Linked DNA regions of Homo sapiens: region 2 is linked to region 1. Evidence: chromatin contacts called from ENCODE Hi-C or POLR2A ChIA-PET data. All regions are on one chromosome and are shown on one strand. Each heading gives the region's core, a stretch centred on a gene start or an enhancer-like site at or near the end of the contact. The rest is flanking DNA. Distances are from core to core; before and after follow the strand shown. Region 1 overlaps CAV2-DT (CAV2 divergent transcript). Region 2 overlaps COMETT (cytosolic oncogenic antisense to MET transcript).

What was found. A loop is a pair of places that touch in the nucleus more often than their neighbours do. ChIA-PET counts read pairs that join two places held with the same protein, here RNA polymerase II (POLR2A). Pooled maps may share reads with other maps.
Region 2: a pooled map shows a loop between it and region 1 (5-fold over the local background). The contact joins two enhancer-like sites. A Hi-C loop is called at or near these places in 10 of 37 single-sample maps with no recorded cell type and 7 of 50 pooled maps. POLR2A ChIA-PET finds 5 or more read pairs at or near these places in 3 of 52 experiments (AG04449, PC-9 and activated T-cell).

The regions. Positions count from the first base shown.
Region 1 is chr7:116,462,996-116,469,616 of GRCh38, reverse strand. The region is part of intron 1 of CAV2-DT (CAV2 divergent transcript); the gene reads left to right. Among named protein-coding and RNA genes, the nearest start is that of CAV2-DT, 33 kb to the left of the region's middle. Within about 2 kb of position 3,701, at least 7 of the 41 ENCODE cell types and tissues checked have a DNase peak (open chromatin) inside an H3K27ac peak, as active enhancers do.
Region 2 is chr7:116,585,379-116,592,228 of GRCh38, reverse strand. The region is part of intron 2 of COMETT (cytosolic oncogenic antisense to MET transcript); the gene reads left to right. Among named protein-coding and RNA genes, the nearest start is that of CAV1, 64 kb to the right of the region's middle. RefSeq lists an enhancer at 3,793-3,892. Within about 2 kb of position 3,853, at least 9 of the 41 ENCODE cell types and tissues checked have a DNase peak (open chromatin) inside an H3K27ac peak, as active enhancers do.

The DNA of each region.
Region 1 (6,621 bases), core at 2,452-4,951:
CTGTCTGCTTTAAGAAGGTTTTTCTAATCCATAGTTAATGTCTCCTTATACCCTTAGTAGCTATTTTGTAATTTATTATTTTTTTGAATTAGGTTTTCATAGGCACTATGTCACAAACCATATATAAAATAATGCCTTTAGCGAATTTATTATTTAATGTCTAAGGGCACTCCTCTTGTAAGACAGAATTATTTGTTTTGATCTGAGATGTATGAAGGATGATTATAGGCATTGCTCTATGACTGTAAAAAAAATGCACTGAGGCTGGGCATGGTAGCTCGACGCCTGTAATCTCAGCACTTTGGAAGGCTGAGGTGGGCGGATGACTTGAAGCCAGGAGTTTGAGACCAGTCTGGCCAACACAATGAAACCCCGTCCCTACTAAAAATAGAAAAAATTAGCTGGACATGGTCACATGCCTATAATCTCAGTTACTTGGGAGGCTAAGCCATGAGAATCACTTGAATCTGGGAGGCAGAGGTTGCAGTGAGCCGAGATCAGGCCACTGCATTCCAGCCTGGGTGACAGAGTGAGATGCTTTCTCAAAATAAAATACAATTTTAAAAAAGAAAAATGCATTGAATTTCTATAGCCATGTTTGAATTACAAAATTGATTTGCTTATCAAGGACTAATCTTCAGTCAATAATTTTATGAAAAAGAATTTTCCAGTAAAACACAAAATCTCATTTAACAAGTTACTTTTATAATACATTAGAAGCCAGACCCTAATTAGAATACATTTTTCTCCTTTAGATGTCCTTGGTATGCAAATTAAATTAGAATTCCTAGGACTTATATAGACGTGTCTCATCTCCTATGAGACAGCACGTCTTTTATTTCTTTTGTATTATCTTACTTAGGAAGGAAGGAAGGAAGGAAGCAAGGAAGGAAGGAAGGAAGGAAATGACAGCTCTATACCCCAACATTTTCTGTGTAGCATTTTTATAAGTAGAAAAAAAATCCAAATTGAGAAGCATGGGTCAGCAAAAGATCTGGATAAAGTACTCATGTTAATTTAACCAAAAATGCTCTTTACTTTTACTCTCAAAATGTGTTGTGCATTGCTTTAATTCAGAAAATTCAGAAAGAAACAACAGAAAGGGCATGTAAAGAAGTTTAGTAAGTGCCTTTTCTAGCTACTGTCTATACTCTCTCGATACTCTTCTGAACACTGGTAGATGAGATCCAAGATTCTTACACTAGTGAATGCAGTGCTACATATAGCCTTGTTCAAATTACTATTCATCATGAGTTTTTCCTCTATGTAACTGGCAACTTAATCTTACCTGTAGTATGGGATACATTATAGTTGGATTGAATATTGGTCAAATCCCTCACTTTCCCCCAGGAATTCATTTCCTCTCCTATATCTCAAGTGAATTGCACTCCTGGCCACACTGTTGCCATGCTGGAAACCTTTCTTCTCCTTTTCCTCACTCCTCAGACAGGTGGCAAGATGGTGATGGTGAAAGCAGGTCTGCAAACCTTCCCAGCCACCTCTCTCCCACCCAACCATAATCTACCTTGGGAGGAGGGCTCTCTTTTTGTCTTACTCACCTACCATGCTTTTGTTGTGATACTGTTAACAGCATAACAGATGAACACGCTGGATCCGGAAGCCTGAAAGTCTAAATTTCTTTTCATGACAAAAATAAAAAAAAGATGCTACAAGTGAGGAGCAAAATTAGCAAGGGCCTGTGAGGTTAGAGAGAAATAGAAGGAAAGATTTAAGCTGCTGCTGTGAGGAGCAGACCTAGGAAAAAGGAAGACATATGGGCTGGGCGCGATGGCTTATGCCTGTAATCCCAGCACTTCAGGAGGCTGAGGCGGGAGGATTGCTTGATGCCAGGAGTTCAAGGCCAGCTGGGCAACTTAGCAAGATCTCTTCTCTACAAAATAATTATTTTTAAAAAAGGGACGTACGTTATGTAAAAAAGATACATGCACATGCATGTCTATAGCAGCACAATTCGCAATTGCAAAGATATAGAACGAACCTAAGCGCCCATCAACCAATGAGTGGGTAAAGAAAATGTGGGTATATACACCGTGGAATACTACTCAGCCATAAAAAGGAATGAAATAATGTCTTTTGCAGCAACTTGGATGGAACTAGAGGCCATTATTCTAAGTGAAGTAACTCAGGAATGGAAAACCAAATATCGTATGTTCTCACTTATAAGTGGGAGCTAATCTGTGAGGACATAAAGGCATAAGAATGCTATAATGGACTTTGGGGACTTGGGGCGAAGGGTGGGAGGGAGGTGAGGAAAAAAAGACTACATATTGAGTACAGTGTACACTGCTTGGGTGACGGGTGCACCAAAATTTCAGAAATCACCACAAAATAACTTATTCATGTAACCGAAAACTACCTGTACCCCCAAAATGATTGAAACAAAAACATGAAAAAGGGACATGTACTCAAGGACAGTTTTAGGAAAATTTCATATGTAATATGTTATGCAAACACCACTTCAGTGACCCACAGAAATCCTCAGTAAGGCCTAATTTATGTTTTTTTATATGTCTTCCATTTAAAAAAGTATTTTCTTATCAATGTTTTTCTCCTTTTCTGAATTTTAACTAATAGACTTCTTTTTATATCAGTTTTAGGTTTGTAGAAAAATGAGTTGAAAGTAAAGAGATTTCCTATATTACCCTCTCATCTCAGTTTTCCCTGTTCCTGAGACATTGTATTAGTTGTACATTTGTTTCAGTTGATAAGCCAATATTAATATATTATCACTAAAATCCATAGTTTACATTAGATTTTACTTATTGTGGCTTTTGACAGATGCATAAGGGCACATATCTACCATTACAGTATCATACAGAATAATTTCATTGCCCTAATAATCTCTATGCTCTGCCTATTCATCCTTCCCTTCCCTTAAACTCCTGGCAACCCCTGATCTTTTTCCTGTCTCCATAGTTTTGCCTTTTCCAAAATACCATGTTAAACATCTGAGAAACATGAACTGGAAAACAAATTAAGTGAAAACAGTTATCTGTCTCTAAGCCAAAGATGACAGATGGATCCTGGAGGAAGTGAAGTGCAATGATTCTTATCCTTCCAATCTAGGTTTGCCCTACAACCAAATGAATATTTTTTTTTGCAAGTTATACCAAATAGTAAGCAATCTCCTCTCTCTGTCTCTCTCTCTCTCTCTCTCTCTCTCTCTCTCTCTCTCTCTCACACACACACACACACACATTAAATATTTTCTAGTATTTATATAGCATTTATACTTATAGATGTTATCTTAAACTTATTTTTGTTTTGTATGTGGTGTTAGTGTCAAATAATAATTGAACGTGACTTTCTTCTCTCCATTTTTCCTAAGTGGTTGAAATGATGGCTCACTGAACAATTACATTCTGATAAAATATTTATGGTTTTCTCTATTTTTCCTGCAGAGAGGAAAATATATTCCTGTGTGAGTATAATAATTTTATTCAGATGTATGTATTTAATACTTTTTCAAAATTTAGGAAGATTGGCAATTTCGAGTGCTGGTGGGGGTCTTTCTTCAAACGTCCATTGGGAAGAAAGTTCTACTTTTTTAAGGCATTTGGGTCAGTTCCTTCCCTCTAGACTTAGGGAATTAGTGACTAAAGATGGTTATTGTGGAAAAAGAAGATAAGAAAGGATGAGTCACTTGGTAGGCTTTTGACTCAGCATTTTTAGTTCATAGGTGATGTCCTAAGGCCTGAAAGCTTACTATAAATGAATAACTCAACTGACACATCTTTGGCTAATTTGAAATCTCTGGGCTTTTTAAGGTTACAATATCACCTTAGAAAATATTAGCATATGGTTGTAGCTAGTAGTTATTCCATGAAAATTATATTTTTCTGTTTTATACCTAAAAATGTTCCACATGTAAGAAATTGTTATATTTTTGCTTGGCATATCTTCTTTGTTGTTAAACTTTAAAAATATAATAAAAATTCATGAGCTATTTTTTCATTAAGGCAATCTTATATTTTAATCATGCATTTCATAGGAAACTTTTACAACTATTTTTAGAGCATTAATTATGCATTATGAAACTATCCTAAAATAAGGGTAAAACAATAGAGATGTTACTTACAATTCCTTTTATCCACAAAAAGAATAAGTTTTGGTAATTTGAGAACTTTGAAATGAAATCTTCATTTTCGGATAATGCTTAAGGCAGTATTAAGCAGAGGGCCAACTGCTTGAATTCAAAATTGAAGGGGAGTGAGAATTAAATTGTTCTGCATGAGAAATGCTGAGAGATACAGAAAGGAGTGAAAAAAAAGAGACCAGCAGAGAGATGGAGTGGTTGCTGGGAGAAATGAGTGGAGAGAGAGGGAAGATAGGTGATTGGGGGAGGAGAAGGGGGTTTGAGACTGTGAGAGGAACTAGCTGCTGAGAGTCCGAAGAGCCTGGGAAGAGGTAAGTCTAATGAGTAACATTTGAGTGAAGTGCTGGGCAATTCTGTGTCTCTTTATAAAATATTCCCTAAATGTACATTGGAATATAAAGTTTTTAAACATGTCAGGTTGGTTTGTGAAGCAGTGAAGAAGAGGACATGAAGAAAAGCTGTGTTATATAAGTAAAAATAATGCATAAATCTAGAAGTCTCCACAGTGTTCCCAGTTTTAATGAGGATGAAGAGCTATTTAAAATACTTAAAATATCTATAATGACATGAGGTGTTGTCATACATGCCATACTCTCTGATTCCTTGATTTGTTTAGCAAATGATTTAGAAAGACTAGCACATGATAACATAACTTTGGGGTTCAATATGAGTGAGTATGGAACATGACAAGTAATTATGAATCATTAATATGGAAATTTCTTCAACATCATTTAAGGGGCAGCATATTTTATAGCTCCTACTCTAGCAGGAATTATGCTTATTAAATGAGAAAATGAGATTGAATTTACAGAAGTGTCCATAGAACATGAACATGACTCAGAACTATTCTGTTGTATGAATATGCCATCATTTGTTTATCCATTCAAATATTGATATAACTTACTGAATAACGTGGGTTATTTCCAGTTTTGGGTTATGATGAATATAATTCCTATGAATCCTTACGTACAAATCCTTTTGCAGATACATGTTTTCATTTTTCTTGCGTAAAACAGGGGAAAGAATTGTTAGGTTATATGATGAATAGATGTTTAACTTCACATGAAAATGAAGAAAAGGCCAGGCATGGTGGCTCACGCCTGTAATCCCAGAACTTTGGGAGGCCAAGGCAAGAGGATCACTTCAGCTCAGGAGTTTTAGACCAGCCTGAGCAACATAGAGAGACCTCGTCTCTACAAAAAAAAAAAAAAAAAAAAAAGTAGCTGGGTATGGTGGCATGCACCTGTAGTCCCTGCTACTCAGGGAGGCTGAGGCGGGAGGATTGTTTGAGCTGGGTAGGTCAAGTTTGTGGTGAGATATGACATGTCATTGGACTCCAGCCTGGGCAACAGAGCAAGATCCTGTCTCAAACAAACAAACACACAAACAAAAAAAAACCAAAGAAAATACAAAACTGTTTTCCAGGTATTTGTACCATTTTACACTTTCAGCAACAGTGCACGAAAGTTTCAGTTGCTCCACATTCTTACCAGCATTTGGCATTGTAAGTATTTTTCATTTTGGCCATTCTCGTGGATGTGTAGTGGTATTTCACTGTGGTTTTAATTTGCATTTTTGATATGGTTTGGCTCTGTGTCCCCACACAAATCTCATCTCTAATTGTAATCACCACTTATTGAGAGAGGGACTTGGTGGGAGGTGACTGGATCAGGGAATGGTTTCCCCCATGCTGTTCTCATGATAGTGAGTAAATTCTCATGAGAGCTGATGGTTGAAAAAAGTGGCACTTCCTCCTTCAAGCATGCTCTCTCTCTTCCCACCTTGTGAGGAAGGTGCCTGCTTCTCCTTCACCTTCCGCCATGATTACAAGTTTCCCTAGGCCTCCCCAGCCATGTGGAACTGTGAGTCAATTAAAACTCTTTCCTTTATAAATCACCCAGTCTCAGCTAATATCTTTATAGCAGTGTGAGAATGGACTAATGTAATTTTCCTTATGATTAATGATGAACATCTTTTTATGTCCTTATTGGTGATTCATAAACTTTTTTTGTGTGTGAAATATCTGCTTAGTACTTGTCCTCTTTTTTTTTTAAAGTGGGTTGTTCATCTTCTAATCAAAACTTTAAAGTTCTAAATAAAATCTTGACACATGTATCTTGTCTGATATATATATGTATTGTGACTATTTTCTTCTAGTCTGTGGCTTGCCATTTCGTTTTCTTAATAATGTCTTCCAGAGAGCTTATGTTTCAAATTTTGTCCAACTTACCAATTTTCATTGATGGTGTATGCCTTTTGCATTTTTGCTAAAACGTCTTTGTCTACCCCAAAGTCCTGAATATTTTCTTATATATTTTCTTCTAAAAGTTTTTTTTTTTTTTTAGTTTTGGCTTTTACGTTTAAGTTTACAGTCTATTTCAAGGTAATTATTATTCATGGTGTAAGGTTCATGTTTTTCCATGGGCATATGCAGTTAATTTAGCACCATTTGTTAAAAAGAATTTTCTTTCCCATTGAGCTACCTTGCTGACTTTATTAAAAAT
Region 2 (6,850 bases), core at 2,604-5,103, 120 kb before region 1:
CAGAAATTAATTTAGACTTATGAAAAATAAATATTATTCTCTTCTTAGAAGAAAATCAGAAGAGATCAGAAGCAGGGACTTAACTGATTATATAGCTTCAGTTCCTGAGGACGACCAAGTCAATCAAAATTATCATGCCATGCCATTTTGCAATGGATTTAATTATTTCTAATCAAATAATGGATTTATTTGCAATGGATTTGATTATTTTTAATCAAGCAGAAAATCTCCGAGTTCATCAGGTTTAGCTTTTCAAATCTGATGATCTGACACCTAGTGTTAATTTTGAGTACTGCTAAATATTTCACATAAAGTATACAGTACATTGAGTCTCCGTTTTTTATTCCTTTTCGTTTCTTCATATAACTTGAGAGATGTAGTCAGGTTACCATATAGTCTCAGGATAGATGTAGCTTACTTACTGGTGTTCAGAATGCGCAATGCGACCTGAAGTCAGGAAGCTGGGTCCTATCGTTGTGGGCCAACTGTTCCTATGACCTTGGGCAAGTTACTTTCCTCTTTTAGTCTGTGTGCCCTCAGTGGTAAGATGAGAATGACGGAACATATGGAATATATGATTTATCTCTAGGTCTTTTCCAATTCTGGAACCCTGTGTGTTATCTTTTTAAAGCAATAGTTATGTATGCCAGCTCTATTTTGAAGCTTGGAATATGTTCACCCAATAAACCAGAAAATGAAACAGTTGTTACTTGGAGGTGTATGGCTATTCTTTCACTATGTGAAATTCCTTCAAAACATGTTATAACAAAGAATTGAGACAAGATTTTGATGATTTTTAGTAACGCCATCTAATGGAGCTTTGGTTATCATAAAAATATTCTAGCTCTGTGCCGTCCACTCCTTAACCACTAGCCACATGTGGCTACTGAGCACTTGAAATGTAGCTAGTGAGACTGAAGAACTAAATTTTAATTTTGTCTAATGAAAGATTCATTTAAATGTAAGTAGCCACATGTGTCTAGAGGCTGCAGTCTTAGATAATATAGATTTATAGTGTATGGAAACATGAAAATTTCTTGATGAATTTGGGGGTGGTATTCACCAATATACTTAATTTACTTTCTTTACTGATTGGCTGTATATTAATCTTGTTATTTCACATTGACCATTTCCATTTTTGCCTGAATTCACCATACAAGTGCTTTGGGATTGATTCCATAATTGTGTTTTCTCTCAGGGTTTCAGCTATGTAGGTCTGGTTTAATTGAATTTAAATAAAGATGCTTTTTCTAGTTCACAAACAAAGATTGAAACATGCAAAACATTGAGAACATGCTGTCATGCTTAGTAAGATAAATTTCAAAGCCTAACCCCTGCAGTTATTTTTCTAAGCTAATTCTCTGTATTTGAGAGTTCAGGTTTAAACAAAAGCTAGGAGTGTCATGAGATATAAAAATATGTTATTTCCTATTTGTTATGGTGTCTAAAAAAGATAAAATACTTAGACAATTTCCTTAAATTTTATTTAACTTAACAAGTTAGCTTTCTTGTTAATGGGTACCAAAACATAGTTAGATAGGAAGAATAAGTTCTAGTGTTTAATAGCAGAGTAGGGTGACTATAGTTAACAATAATTTATTGTATATTTCAAAATAGCTAGAAGATTTGGAATATTCCCAACACAGAGAAATAATAAGTGTTTGAGTGATAGATATCCCAATTGCCCTGATTTTATCATTACACATTGTATGCATTTATCAAAGTTTCACATGTACCCCAGAAATATGTATGGTCATTATGTATCAATAAAAAATTTAGCTTTCTTAAAATACAGACTTTCTTTTTTTTTTCTTTGTTAAAAGGATAATGGTCTCATTCAAGGATTTTAATAGAAACCTCATCCCAGTTGACTAATTCCAAATTATTTATCATTCGCTATGTTTTCTTGTGTGCTCTTGCAGCTAAAATAAACTCCACTCATTTAACTCTTTCATTAGCATATACTCTGTCGTGATTTCTTCTGTTGCCTTCATTGAAGAGACTAATTCCTTCTGATAAACAACTTCTCTAACACACACACACACACACACCCCTCTAAGACTTAAGGCTTAAGGCGACTGGGAGCAATTTATTACATTGTTGTTGAAAGCATCTTTCTTAGTACGATGCATATGCATGGAAGGGAGGTCTGGCCTAAAATAAGTAAAATGACATGTGATTTATAAAGGTTGGGTGTAATATCTATAATTAATTTTATCTTTTTTACACCTAAGCCCACTCTGCCCCCAAACTTCTGCCTTATTATCAAATTACTGTGCAAAAAAAGAATATCACTCCCATATGTACGTCAAATATTCAGAACTAGTTACTTTGTACATTTTAAAATGTAAAATCCATATGGTTTTCTACCATCCAATTAAGGGATAACCCTTATGTATCCAGAAGAAAAACAGGTAGAAATGTCACCTAAGTAAGTGTTTAATAGTATTATACAAAAATAATTAATATGTTAAATAATGGCCACAACACACTATAAAACCCTGCACTGCCTTCTGAAATGAATATTAAATTTTATTTATGAGAAGTTCAGCATTGTGGATGTGATTGAGTTAAATTTCTTAAAAACTGCTGAAGTTCTGTAACTGTACATGATAGTATGCTCATAATTTTTTTCAGAATATATGATTAGACAGAATATCCTAAGGGAAGTCTCATATACCTACTTTAATTCCACCACCTGAAGGACAATATGAGTTGCCTCTTCTCCCTGGTCGTATTAAGGAACCACAATTTGAAAATGATTTTATCAGCATGAATGCTGTGATTCTGCATTCATTAGAGTGACAAACATTACTCTGCAGATGAAAATACAAATTCTTTAGTAACAAGAAATTCCAGACAGGAATATTGTTGTGCCTGCATATTATACTTATTTATTCCATTAATCTATCCAGATACTTATCTTTTTTCTAAAGAGTAATGTCATTAGTATTGTCTTCTACAGAGTCTTCAGTGATTAAATACACTTATTTCTATGCAGCTTAGTTTTATATCATAAATGTCCAGTAGATGGCAGTGCATGCACTAGAATTCACAGAATATCCTCTCAAACCCTAACCACAGCTATTTTTTAAATCTGCATTTTGGAAACATTGATAAGGTCTCACACAATAAGATTAAAAGTCAGCATTAAGCACTGGCTTCTTATTTTTAGCCTCAGACAACCAATGGAAATGAAACCTGTATCTACATGTTTTATTTCATTGTGTTTGAACAAGATTTTGGCACAATAAAAAAAAAGGGAAATCATTAACTTAAAACATCCTCAAACCCTGAAATGATAAATGCAATAAACCAATATTCTGTAAGTTTTCTTGAATTGTCAGAGGGGGGCAGACTGGAGGGTGTGATTTGCGGATAGGATGCTGCCCTTTAATATGAGTAGCAAAGTCCTGGATAATGCTTGTCCTAGAAACTGTCCTTGTGTGTTGAAGACATAACTTGTAGATGATGTAGGGAGGGTTATTGTTAAATACTGAAAAGTGGCTGTCATACAGGCTTCCAGTCTGATTTGTCAACGTGAAAAACTTGGAGGGCAGTGGGGAGGCTTCGGGAGGGAGGGAGGGAGGGAGAGAGAGAGAATTGATTTTGTTTTCCCCTAAAGGAGAGGAAGTGTCCAGGGAAGCTCTGCCTTTGTGGTTTTTCTTGTGTGCCTCAAAACACTTAGGCAAGATAAAGAACCTCTCTCACTCTACTGGGTAGTAGAGAGGAAGAATCATTGTTTCCAAGAGTCGATGCACTGAGAGCATCCACTAGGCGTTTTGTCAGGCCAGAAATAAGCAAGTGCTAGGCAGCAGGATGTGGTGAGGCCACTGGGTCAGGGGAAGGTTGGGGAGAGCCTGCTCATAATGAAATGACTGGGAATGTACCAGCTGAAGTCCCTGACTCTGTTTGAAACCAGGATGCATACAGCATGGTGTAAAAGAGCATGGAGTACAAACACAGGGAGAGTGAGAGGAGATTAAGCAAGTGTAAGCCAAATCTCCACACCCACACTCACTGGACCCTGAATGCTCTTCTCCTCCTCTAGTTTTCACAAGGCCATCATCTTCTTGGTCTTCAGGTCTCAGACTTACAGTAAATATTTCTCCAATAAGTGAATGAATGGATGATAATGCAGAGAAAATTAACATTCCAATCCCAAGAGTTTGAACGTACAAAAGAGGCAGGAACTACTGCCACGATAATGGTAGCAGGAGGAGAGAGCTCCTCTGTGGGGAGGGTGGCTCTGTGTCCCACTGTACAGAGGCACGGTAGTCAGGATGAGAACCTAAGAAGAGCTCAAGACAACCTTACTTCTGGGTGAAGACTCAAAAGAATTGAAATCAGGGCCTTGAAGAGATATCTGTACCCTCGTGTTCATAGCAGCATTATTCACAACAGCCAGAAGGGGAAAGCCACCCAAATGTCCGTGGATGAATGAATGAATAAACAACATGCAGTATATACATAGAATGGAATATTAGCCTCTAAAAGGACATATGTATTAGTCTGTTTTCACGCTGCTGATAAAGACATACCCAAGACTGGACTGGGCAATTTACAAAAGAAAGAGATTTGCTGCACCCATCAACCCATCATCTAAGTTTTAAACCCTGCATGCATTAGGTATTTGTCCTAATGCTCTCCCTTGCCCCCCACCCTCAACAGGCCCCGGTGTGCAATGTTCCCCTCCCTGTGTCCATGTTTTCTCATGGTTCAGCTCCCACTTATAAGTGAGAACATGCGTTGTTTGGTTTTCTGTTCCTGTGTAAGTTTGCAGAGAATTATGGTTTCCAGCTTCATCCATGTCCCCACAAAGGACATGAACTCATCCTTTTTTATGGCTGCCTAGTATTCCATGGTACATATATGCTATATTTTCTTTATCCAGTCAATTATTGATGGGCATTTGGGTTGGTTCCAACTCTGTGCTATTGTATATAGTGCTGCAATAAACATACATGTGCATGTATACCTATGTAACAAACCTGCACGTTCTGCACATGTATCCCAGAAGTTAAAGTAAAATAAAAAAAAAGAAAAGGCAATTAGAACCAAAAAAAAAAAAAAAAGAAAGAGGTTTAATAGGCTTACAGTTCCACGTGGCTAGGGAGGCCTCATAATCGCGGTGGAAGGTGAAAGGTACTTCTTACATGGCTGCGGCAAGAGCAAGCTTGTGTAGGAGAACTCTCCCTTGTAGAACCATCAGATCTCACGAGACTTACTCACTATCGTGAGAATAGTACAGGAAAGACCTGCCGCTATGATTTAATTACCTCCCACTGGGCCCCTCCCACGACACGTAGAAATTGTGGGAGTTACAATTCAAGATGAGATTTCGGTGGGGACAGAGCCAAACCATATCAATATATATTCTGATACATGCTACGACATGGGTGAACCTTGAGGACATTGTGCTAAGTGAAATAAGCCAGTCACAAAAAGACAAATACTGCTTGATTCCACTTGTATGAGGTATCTAGGGTAGATAAGCTTATAGAAACAGAAATTAGAATGGCGACTGCTAGGGACTCAGAAGAAAGAAATGGGGAATTGTCCAATGAATAGAGTTTCAGTTTTGAAAGATTAAAAAGGTTCTGGAAATTGCTTAACAATGTGAATATACTTTACTAACTGTACACTTAACATGGTTGAGAAGGTAAATATGTTATGTGTATATTTACCACAATTAAAAAAATGTTAAACAGGAAAAAAGAGGTCAAGAGTAGATCATGCAGGGCAGAGTACGTTAGCCAGCATCTCTTTGGGGCTGAGGTTTCTTCCTATATAGTTCAGCTTTGTTTAAGTCTTAGGGATTTATGCATTTTTAGCTCAACACTCGTGCCACCTATGCTAACTGGGCCTTGACCTTACAATACTGCCATCTTGCCAGTTTTGTTAACGGAGGTGCTGCATCTCTTAAAAGGCGCTGGCCTGTTGCCTGTAGGGCTGGGGTCCTGCCTTGTTCTTGCAGTTCCTTTTCTTCTTTCACTTTATCCTTGTGTAGCGGTGGAGTCTAACCTCGAGACCCTGACTTCCTGTTCATTGACTTTCCTAAAGATAACCCCTGCCTGCACTGATTTCCTGGACTATCTGTTCCAATTACAGTGACCAGCTGCCCTGGATTACTGAGGCTGTCCTGATTTTAGCTCTCCAAGTCCTGTAACCTGGGAAATACCTCAGTCCTGGGGCAGTTTAGGGCAGTGGGTCACCCTCTCTGTTACCACCCTCTGTCAGTGTTTCCTCGGTGTTTGACCCTTCAAGTCCTGTCCAGGGGCCCTCAGTGGCAAGGGTGATCCTGGCCAGGGTGCCAACTACACAGCCTGGAGTACTAGGCTGTCCCCAGAGCATACCTAGAGCAACTGATACAGGCAGGGAGGATGAGGAAAAGCTAAGGATGTGGAAGGCATTGAAATTCAAACATGGGAAGTCAAGAAGAGGAAACTCGGTGCTAAGAACTAACATTTAAGAACTGTGCTGATATTTTTATGTGAATGAACTCATTTAATCCTTGCAATCTTATAAATTAGAGACTATAATGATCACCATTTACAGGTGAGAAAACTGAGACAGACAGAGAAGAGGTAATTGTTTATACTGGACTTCGAACTCAGATCATCTGATATGAACTCAGTGGCCCTGGGAGCTTGAGAACAGACTGATATCTGGTCCCACGCCTAGAAAACCTAATGTAGTTGGCTTAGGATATGGCCTGGGTATTGGGATTTTTATAAAATCCCCAGGTGATTTTACTGTGTACCTAGGGTTTTGGAACCATCACAGTTTATAAACCTGGCTTTCTAATAGCTCCTCAATTCTACCTTCCATAAAGGTGAAGGTTCAGAAG